2 separate regions of the Homo sapiens genome follow, and region 2 is linked to region 1. The links are chromatin loops, found by intact Hi-C in ENCODE. Cell type or tissue: PC-3. All regions are shown on one strand. Each heading gives the region's core, and the rest is flanking DNA. Links, peaks and the distances in the headings are about the cores only. Region 1 overlaps ATP9A (ATPase phospholipid transporting 9A (putative)). Region 2 has its middle 100 kb from the start of LINC01429.

Region 1 (5,374 bases), core at 134-5,133:
TGTTCCCCGTTACAAACTCTGATTGAGAGACGACTTGGGTGAAGTGGCGAAAGCTGAAAGGGATAGATTTATTAGAAGACTTTTAATGATTTAGGATGTGGCAGGCAGAGAATTTTCCGCTTAACTTTTGCAAAAATCTCTTACCTTTGTAGAATTTCTGCAAATGCGTTTAAAAATCTTGGAGCCTCGATATTGGAGATGGGGTGTTACAGGAAAAGTTCAGAGTTCTGTGGCCTCGGTTCTTAGGACAGGGCCAGGTTTTCCTGTGCACTTTATAAGAAGATATTATTGGGTGTTTTTACTTCCCTTCTGGACCAGCTACATAATTTGTGGGACCCAGTGAAAAATGAAAATTGTGGTGGGAGGTGGGGTTGTTCAAAAAGTATTAAGATCAGGTGGTTAGATCTTGAGTTTAAAAAAACACAAAACTGACCAAGAATTTTAAGACATTAACAGTGAAGCATCGCCCAAGCTGGGAGTGTATTGGTCCTTTTTCCATCTTAGGAGTCTCTGGGGAAGATGAGACCAAAACAAAACAACAACAAAAAAACCAAGGAGCGCTTGGGAAGTGTGCCTGCCGGAGGCCTGTTAGGAGGGCATTTTCTTTTCTGTCAGATCAATTGTAGGGAGAGTTCCTGCCCTTTTTTGAGATTGGTAATAATTGCTATCAATGTGCTATTTTTTCTTTCTGCTGTTACTTTCTTAGGAAGACAAGAACCCTTCTGTTAGGTTACTTCTCCGTATCTTGTTCTTCCCCTTTTTTGCAACAATGTTCGTAGAAGACTCAGAATAGTGGTTGCTGTGAAGTTAGAAATCATGTGTTTTGGGCCCTTTCCACACCCTTACCGATTTTTTCATTCTGGGAGTCAGTTCTGACCACTGAATGCCCAGTGATTCCTCACTTCTAACTTTGGTCTCTCTTTTCTCTCCCTCTTTCTCCCTACCAACTTGAGAGCTCCTTGGAGAGGGACATTTTAGTCAAATACTGACAGCCAAGCCTAGGGCCTGGCTGGTGGAAAACTCCCAGTAAATATGGGAATGTAAATAACAGTATCTGCTTTTTTATCTCTTTTCTTCTTGCTGCTTTTTCTCCTTTTCATTCTGGTTTTATTTGTATTTTCTCTCATTACATGCACACACACACACACACACACACACACACACACACACACGAACACACACACCATGAAGCATGAAGGCCCAAACTATGTATCTATAGATATTTAATTTTTTTTTTTTTTTTTTTGAGACAGAGTCTTGCACTGTCACCCGGGCTGTGGCACGGTCTTGGCTCACTGCAGCCTCCGCCTTTGCAGGTTCAAGCGATTCTCCTGCCTCAGCCTCCTAAGTAGCTGGGATTACAGGCGCCTGCCACCACGCCCGGCTAATTTTATATATTTTTAGTGGAGACAGGGTTTCACTATGTTGGCCAGGCTGGTATCGAACGCCTGACCTCATGATCCACCTGCCTCGGCCTCCCAAAGTGCTGGGATTACAGGCATGAGCCACCACGCCTGGCCTAATTTAACTTTTTTAAAAAATAGAGACAGGGTTTTGCCATGCGGCCCGGGCTGGTCTCAAACTCCTGGGCTCAAGCAATCCACCCGCCTCGGCCTCCCAAAGTGCTAGGATTGGGAGCCACTGTGCCCAGCCAAACTACGTGTTTTTGATCACCAAAAGAAAAGACAACATGGGGCAAGAAGTCCAAATTGACAGCACTCTGCAGTAGCTCAACAGAAGGGGAGAGTCTGGGAATCTGTGTTTGTTCAAGCTGCAGATCCGAGGCTCATCCCCTCAAAACACTGCAATGCTAATGAATGACCGTGGCTAAAAATCCCAAGTGACCTCATGATGGTGTGGCTCCTTGCTTCCTCCCTTAGAGGTGGAGCAAGAGCCCTGTTGGCTGATGGACAGTTGGGTACAGTAGGTGTGTTTGCATGAAGGATTGGCCTGCTGGGGTTACTCAGAAACTGCTCTGCAAACACAGAGGATTAAAGGGGTTTTTGTTGAGGCAGAACAGATGGACAGAGAGAGGCAGAGTTCAAATGAATGGATCATAAATCAGCACTCACTTGCAGAAGGGAAAAATCTGGGTCTGGTCACTTAAAAATTTGAGCTAATTTTAATTATTATTTTTTTCTTCTTAGGAAAGCAACCTTACGCTTAATGGAAAAACAATTCATGTGAAAAATTTGGAAAATATATGTGCCAGAGAAAGCCCTGCTGATCCTTTTAGTGAAATCTCCCTGATTTTGTCCTCTGTCCTGCTAATGTACACACATATACATAGGCAATTATTATTTAATAAGAATGAAAACACATGCTCTTCTATGAGTTAGATTTTAAGAGGGAACCTGTAACTAGAGCTTGAAGATCTGAACCCGGGTGTGATCATTTGGGCCAGGTCAGCAGCATAAATTTTAGTAATAAAACCAAAGACAATGTGTAAATTTATGTTTGGGAAAGTTGGGGCAAGCTCAGGTGAAGGAAAAGTTCATTGGCGCTGAGGGCCACGTTGAATTTACGGTCTTCCTTCAAGTAATACCTTCCTGAGCTCCCAGAAAAACGACAGGTCTGTGTTCATTTTTCCTTTTGCCCCCTAGTGGAGCAAGAAGAGTGGTTCAGGCCATGAAATCGTTCTGCCAATTAGACCGTCTCTTTACCCATTTCTCTCTTTCTTTCGCTCCCTCTCTGTTTTCTATTTTTTGAGACGGAGTTTCGCTCTTGTTGCCCAGGTTGGAGTGCAGTGGTGCGAACTGGGCTCACTGCAACCTCCGCCTCCCGGGTTCAAGCGATTCTCCTGCTTCAGCCTCCCGAGTAGCTGGGATTACAGGCGTGTGCCACCACATCTGGCTAATTTGGTATTTTTAGTAGAGATGGAGTTTCTCCATGTTGGTCAGGCTGGTCTCAAACTCCTGACCTCAGGTGATCCGCCCGCCTCGGCCTCCCAAAGTGTTGGGATTGCAGGTGTGAGCCACCATGCCCGGCGCTCTCTCTTTCTCTGTCTCTCTTTTTTGAGGCAGGGTCTTGTTCTTTTGCCCAGGCTGCCGTGCAGTGGCACAATCTCAGCTCACAGCAGCCTTGGTCGCCTGGGCTCAAGCATTCCTCCCACCTCAGTCTCCGGAGTAGCTGGGACTGTAGGTGCACATCACCACACCTGGCTGATTTTTTGTGTTTGTTGTAGAGACAGGGTCTTGCTATGTTGCCTAGGCTGGTCTTGAACTAATAGGCTCAAGTGGTCCACCTGTCTCAGCCTCCCAAAGTGCTGAGATTACAGGTTTGGGTCACTGTGTCCGGCCTCTTTACCCATTTCTAATCATCTAATTGGATGTTCTCCAGTCTCTCTGTAAATGTATTGACCAAAGCCCAAGACATAATGAAAGGAGGCCAGTGGATCTCTCTCTAGCAGGCCAGGGCTCCGGTCACTGAATTGAGTTTAGCATCACATTTTATGAAAATGAGGTGCCATTAGATGCTAGATGCTCACTTAGTAGGGTGAAATACTCACACTAGGAGAGTCCAGAAGTCTTACCAGCGATCGAGGGTTAGTTCAGCTCGCCATTGTTAGTTGAGTGCTTTCTAGAAGTCAGTAGTGTTGGCCGGGCGCAGTGGCTCATGCCTGTAATCCCAGCACTTTGGGAGGCCGAGGCGGGTGGATCACGAGGTCAGGAGTTCGAGAAAAGCCTGGCCAATATGGTGAAACCCCGTCTCTACTAAAACTACAAAAATTAGCCAGTCTTGGTGGTGGGTGCCTGTAGTCCCAGCTACTCGGGAGGCTGAGGCAGAAGAATCGCTTGAATCCAGGAGGTGGAGGTTGCAGTGAGCCGAGATCATGCCACTGCACTCCAGCCTGGGTGACAGAGCGAGACTCCGTCTAAAAAAGAAAAAAAAAGAAGTCAGAAGTCAGTAGTGTTTATATCAGACCTTTTGATGCCAGTTCTACTTATTGTTTAATGACAAGATTTAACGACACACAAAAATTAGTTAAAAACAAATCTTATGGAACCGATTAAAGAGAGTTGTTTCAATAGGAAAACATTGGAATGCTCTGAAAAATCTCAATGGTAGTGAAATACTTAAAAAATAAATGATATTAAATTATGTTAAAATGTAAAATATGTGAGACACTAAAAGTCTAGAGTTGTGCACTTATATTATTTCGTGTCTTTAAGTCTTTAAGTTCTTTTTTTTTTTTTTTTTTTTTGAGATTGAGTTTTGCTTGTGTCGCCCAGGCTGGAGTGCAAGGGTGAGATCTTGGCTCACTGCAACCTCCACCTCCCGGGTTCAAGCGATTCTCCTGCCTCAGTAGCTGAGATTACACGTGCCTGCCACTATGCCTTGCTAATTTTTGTATTTTTAGTAGAGACAGGATTTCACCATGTTTGCCAGGCTGGTCTTGAACTCCTGACCTCAGGTGATCTACCTGCCTCGGCCTCCCAAAGTACTGGGATTACAGACGTGAGCCACTGTGGTGCCCGGCCTATAATTACTTTTTATCTCTCTCTTAGCTGAACATTTGTAAGTTACATGGGCTTGTTACAAGATAGCAGCATCATAAAGATTTTGTGGTGTTGCTCCTGTATGTGAATTTCACCTATCACCAGAATAAATTCTCTCTTCCTCTCTGGGCTCCCTCACAGGGTGTGGGGCCACCTGGCCCCAACTGGCCCCTTCCACTTTCATCTCTCGCTGTTCCCTGCTTTCCTGATGCTTTACGTCTTGCTGAAGGAGTTCTAGCCTTTGGCCGTGTGCATGCTGTTAGCTATTCACCTGTCCCACTTTCTCACATCTCAGGGTGCCTTTCGTCTGTTATTGGTAAACACAGTGTCCTTCGTCTGTCTAATTCTGGCCTCAACTCTCCCACAGAGTTTGTTGACAGCCACCCCTCTGATTCTCCAACCCCTTTCATCCATTATTTGTTTATTGCCTCCTCCCCTCCACTGGAATTGAGTTTCACGTATCCCCAGCCCTTAGAACGCCTGGCATACAGCAGGCGTTCAGTAAATGCTGTCTGGCTGTTGAGACAGGGTCTCACTGTTGCCCAGGCCGGAGTGACATGATCACGGCTCACTGCAGCCTCTATCTCCTGGGCACAAGCGATCCTCCCACACCTCAGCCTCTCGAATAGCCGGGACTATAGGCATGTGCCACCACATCCAGCTAATTTTTATGTTTTTGGTAGAGACAGGGTTTTGACATGTGGCCAGGCTGGTTTGGAACTCCTGGGCTCAAGCCATCTGCCTGCTTCGGCCTTCCAAAGTCCTGGGACTACAGATGTGAGCCACTGTGCCTGGCCCAGTCATGTTTTTTGGGTTGAATGGAACTCACTGCTTTTATTCTGTACTGTGGAGTCAGATGCAGGTGTGAATCCCAG
Region 2 (5,374 bases), core at 181-5,180, 270 kb before region 1:
AGATTTCATGTCTCATTCTGAGTTGAGTCACCCAAGGCCACTCTCAGCAAAACTGCAGACCTGTAATTTTGCCTTCATTCCATGAGTAGTTCCATGGCACAGTCACTGGCACACGGGGGGTGATCAAAAACACTTGTTAAGTGAATTATAAAACCTCTGGCTCAGGCCAGGTGTGGTGGCTCACACCTGTAATCCCAGCACTTTGGCAGGCCAAGGTAGGAGGATCACGCGAGCTCAGGAGTTCAAGACCAGCCTGGTTAACATAGTGACACGCCATCTCTGCAAAATAAAAAAGAAAAGAAAGAAAAAAAATCAGCTGGGCGTGGTAGCACATGCCTGTGGTCCCAGCTACTTAGGAGGCTGAGGTGGGAGGATCGCTTAAGCCCAGGAGGTCGAGGCTGCAGTGAGCCGATATCGTGCCACTGCACTCCAACTTGAGCGACAGAGTGAGGCCCTGTCTCAAAAACAAAACACGCCTGGTGCAGTGGCTCATGCCTGTAATCCCAGCACTCTGGGAGGCCAAGGCGGGCAGATCACAAGGTCAGGAGATTGAGACCATCCTGGCTAACACGATGAAACCCCATCTCTACTAAAAATACAAAAAAATCAGCTGGGCATGGTGGCAGGCACCTGTGAGCCAAGATCGCGCCACTGCACTCCAGCCTGGGCGACAGTGCAGTGCAGTTTGAGACTCCGTCTCAAAACAAAAAACTGAAAAAAAAAAACAAAACCTCTGGCTCAAAGGTAAGAAGGGCAAAACAAAGGAAGAGTATCTGACAGTAGCACTTGCCTATAACTGTCAAGATTCATTTTAGTGAGTCCAGTGTTGAATTAGTCCACTGGCTTCTGCTTTTCAATAAGTCCATACACTCTTTCATTTATTCTCTATATATTTTGTACATTCTTGTCCTGTACCAGGCTCTGTGCTAGGCCTGGAGGTGCAGTGGTGAACAAGACAGGCAAGGGCGCTTAAAGTCTCCTGGGAGAGAAAGCAGTAAACAAGTACAATCCAAAAGATGCTTTCCGACTTCTGTGCTTGGGAAGGGAAATAGACAGAAGGGAAGGGAAATAGACAGATGGGATAGTCAGTGACTGAAGGGAAAACCAACTTATATAGGGATTCAGCAAAGTCCTCCCCAGAAGAGACATCGGAGCTGAGATCTGGGATAACTAAAATGTAAATATCCAGTAACAGTAAAATTAAAATTGTTCAATATGTCGTATAGCCTAAAGTGGACCTGCCATTTTCATTCTTCCCTTTAAAGAAAAAGCATTTCATTCCCATCAGGATGGCATAGCAGTTAAAATCCGAAAGTACCAGGTTCTAGAGAGAACGTGAACAGAAGGAAACCCTTATAAACTGCTATTTGGGAGTAGAAATTGGCAGACCTCTTTGGAGAACAATTGGTGATATCTAGTTGAAGCTGAAGGTGTGAATTTCCCACGACCCAACAATTCTATGTCTAGGTATGTTCTTTAAACCCTTAAAAATATCTCCTCCTAGGCTGGGCATGGTGGCTCACACCTGTAATCCCAATACTTTGGGAGGCCGAGAGGCCGAGGCGGGCAGATCACCTGAGGTCAGGAGTTCGAGACCAGCCTGATCAACAGGGAGAAACCCAGGCTCTACTAAAAATACAAAATTAGCCTGGCATGGTGGCGCATGCCTGTAATCCCAGCTACTCAGGAGGCTGAGGCAGGAGAATCGCTTGAACCTGGGAGGTGGAGGTTTTGGTGAGCTGAGATCGATCGCGCCATTGCACTCCAGCCTGGGCAACAAGAGCGAAAGTCCGGGCCGGGCGCGGTGGCTCACGCCTGTAATCCCAGCACTTTGGGAGGCCGAGGCGGGTGGATCACGAGGTCAGGAGATCGAGACCATCCTGGCTAACACGGTGAAACCCCGTCTCTACTAAAAATACAAAAAAATAGCCGGGCGAGGTGGCGGGCGCCTGTAGTCCCAGCTACTCGGGAGGCTGAGGCAGGAGAATGGCGTGAACCCCAGGGGGCGGAGCCTGCAGTGAGCCGAGATTGCGCCACTGCACTCCAGCCTGGGCGACAGCGAGACTCCGTCTCAAAAAAAAAAAAAAAAAAAAAAGAGCGAAAGTCCGTCACAAAAAAAAAAAAAAAAAAAAAAAAAAAAATCTCCAAGAGAAGTAAGGGAAGATTTAAAGTAAAACTACAAAGCAAAAGTACTTCATTCAACAAATATTTCCAGAATGCCTACATGTGACAGGCATGCATAAACGCTCTAAGAAAACCATGCTGAACGAAACCATGAAAGACTATGCCCTCCAGACAAACTGGGAAAGATACACAGTAAACAAAAGTCCAAACACTCATTATCTACTTAATGTATACCCAGTTTGTGGTCCTAGTTTTCTGCAAGAAGAAACTGAGTCTTAGAGAAATTGTCATTTGCCCAAGGTGAGCCCACCAGTGAGATGATGAACATGCCAGCCCAAGAACTTACTCCCCAGGACTCCACCTGTGCCAAGTCCAGCTTCCCCGCCATGGGAGTCTGTGAGGAAGGGAGGTGCGAGTTTCCCTTTATGCGGGGTACCTACTGCATGGCTCATACATAGTGCACCGTTTGGGGGTGGGAGTGGGAAGTGGACAGGATTGAAGAACTATCCAGAACTAAAACCTGCATAAAAGATGAGGAGTAGACTTCCAGATTATCTACCCAAGTATGGGAGTAGAATCCACGGAGCCGGCATCATTGACAAGGGAAATGGGAAGAAGGAAGGCTCCTTTCCCCAGGCCAGGGATGCCTTAAGTGGCTCCCTGACTTTTTAGCTTTCATCCTCTACACAAGATCCACATCAAGGCTCCAGAACACTCTTAGCTAGGGACATAACCAAGGAAGACAAAACCCTGGCAAATGGCTACCATAAGGGGGCAGTAAGGAGAGAAGTAAAGCCAGGCTGACCAGAACCGAAATGAGGTGTCCCCTGGTTAGGAAGTCCTGGCATCAAGGTTGGGAGGAGCACGGCATCACCCCACCCAGAGGCCTGGCAAGCCTCCCACTCCTGGGGACAGAATGACCTCATGGGGACACTTTACTTTTGATGTATAATTTTCTAACAGGAAAGTTTAAAAATACAGAAAGTAGAAAAAAAAATACAATGAGCAGCTTTGTAACCTTCTTTTAAAATAACAACTGTTAACATTTCTTTTTTTTTTGAGATGGAGTCTCGCTCTGTTGCCCAGGCTGGAGTGCAGTGGCACAATCTCAGCTCACTGCAACCTCCGCCTCCCAACTTCTAGCAATTCTCCTGCCTCAGCCTCCTGAGTGGCTGGAATTACAGGCGCACACCGCCATGCCCGGCTAATTTTTTGTATTTTAGTAGAGACAGGGCTTCCCTGTGTTGCCCAGGCTGGTCTCAAACTCCTGAGCTCAGGCAATCCACCCGTCTCGGCCTCCCAAAGTACTAGGATTACAGGCGCGAGCCACCGCGCCCAGCCACAACTGTTAACATTTCATATTAGCTTTTTTTTGAGACGGAGTCTCACTCTGTCGCCCAGGCTGGAATGCAGTGGCACGATCTCCGCTCACTGCAACAACTCCCAGGTTCAAGCGATCCTCCTGCCTCAGCCTCCCGAGTAGCTGGGAATACAGGCATGTGCCACCACACCTGGTTAATTTTTGTAGTTTTAGTAGAGATGGGGTTTTATCATCTCAGTCAGGCTAATCTCAAACTCCTGACCTAAAGTGATGTGCCAGCCTCAGTCTCCCAAAGTGCTGGGATTACAGGCATGAACCACCGCACCTGGCCGAACGTTTCATATTAGCTTTAGGACATTTTCTGTTTAAATTTTTTTCAGATGGTTATTTCCTTTTATTTCCATCTTTCTTTATATTTGACCCTGTTTTTCTTCTTACTGCATTTTGAAGTAAATGTTAGCTTATTTATTTTATTTTTTATTTTTTTTTTTGAGACAGAGTCTTGCTCTGTCACCCAGGCTGGAGTGCAGTGGCGCGATCTCGGCTCACTGCAAGCTCTGCCTTCCAGGTTCATGCCATTCTCCTGCCTCAGCCTCCTGAGTAGCAGGGACTACAGGTGCCCGCCACCACGCCCAGCTAATTTTTTGTATTTTTTAGTAGTGACGGGCTTTCACTGTGGTCTCGATCTCCTGACCTCATGATCTGCCCGCCTCGGCCTCCCAAAGTGCTGGGATTACAGGCGTGAGCCACTGTGCCCGGCAGCTTATTTATTTTTAATCCTTCTTTCCTACATTTGAAGCTATACATTATCCTTTTTATCACTGTAGGTGCATCTTGCTTTTTTTGTTTTTGTTTTTGAGACGGAGTTTCACTCTTGTCACCCAGGCTTCAGTGCAATGGCTCCATCTCGGCTCACTGCAACCTCTGCCTCCCGGGTTCAAGCAATTCTCCTGCCTCAGCCTTCCAAGTAGCTGGGATTACAGGCAAGCACCACCATGCCCAGCTAATTTTGTATTTTTAGTAGAGATGGAGTTTCACCATGTTGGTCAGGCTGGTCTCAAACTCCTGACTTCAGGTTATCCACCCACCTCAGCTTCCCAAAGTGCTGGGATTACATGCGTGAGCCACCACACCCAGCCATCCCACATTTTTTAAAAAAGAAAACTTCTGCTTACATACAAGCATGTTTAATTGTGCAATTTTCATAGATACATAAAGTGGATATATCATACATATTTTTAAAATACCACCATTATTTAATTTTCTTCTTTTTTAAAAAAAATTCTACCAACTTTTCCCTTTCTATCATAATAATCCTACCTCTTACCCAGCCTCTCTCCTCCCTCAACAATACTTAATGGAAATTCCTTTAAGACAATTTTTCCAGTTTTATCTCATTTTACTTAATATCTATATAATATTCCATGGTGTGAATGTGTCAGGATTCTTTCCTTTTGTTTCTAGAGGTTTTTTGTTGGTTTTGTTTTTGTGTTTGCTACCATTAACAATACTGTAATACACACCTTTGAGTATTTGAAACAAAAAATCCCAGGTGTCAGAGGAGAAGAAAGTTGTTCACAGTGGCCACTGTGGCAGGTATGATGAGAAGCCCAGGAATGGTGACCTCAGCTAGCCAGGTTGGCTTTCTGTCCTGCCTCCCAGGATTTCTTAAACAAGGAGGCCAGATCAGATAAATGCTAGGGTATCTCTTAGCTGACTGAACCTTTTCTAATCAAATCATTCGTTCAGGCCAGACACAGTGGCTCACACCTGTAATCCCAGCACTTTGGGAGGCCTAGGCAGGCGGATCACTTGAGGTCAGTAGTTCAAGACCAGCCTGGCCGACATGGTGAAACCCCATCTACTAAAAATACAAAAATTAGCTGGGCGTGGTGGCGGGTGCCTGTAGTCCCAGCTAGTCCGGAGGCT

The links. Hi-C counts contacts between places; a loop is a spot of excess contacts. Peaks named below come from ENCODE experiments on the same cell type or tissue, not always from the same donor. Only the 100,000 strongest peaks of a DNase experiment are listed, where the experiment ranks them.
Region 2: it touches region 1 in a loop (4-fold over the local background); 10 of 110 quality-filtered maps call a loop at or near these places.

Annotation. Positions count from the first base shown.
Region 1 is chr20:51,698,164-51,703,537 of GRCh38, reverse strand. The region is part of intron 4 of ATP9A (ATPase phospholipid transporting 9A (putative)); the gene reads left to right. Among named protein-coding and RNA genes, the nearest start is that of ATP9A, 68 kb to the left of the region's middle. RefSeq lists enhancers at 1,062-1,562, 1,563-2,063, 4,478-4,978 and a silencer at 1,774-2,068. In PC-3, for the core only: a CTCF peak has its summit at 2,593 (motif pointing left); a DNase peak (open chromatin) is centred at 2,587; H3K27ac peaks cover 1,170 bases.
Region 2 is chr20:51,964,041-51,969,414 of GRCh38, reverse strand. No RefSeq gene overlaps it. Among named protein-coding and RNA genes, the nearest start is that of LINC01429, 100 kb to the right of the region's middle. RefSeq lists enhancers at 1-385, 386-887. In PC-3, for the core only: CTCF peaks have their summits at 2,681 and 2,883 (motif pointing right); a DNase peak (open chromatin) is centred at 2,904.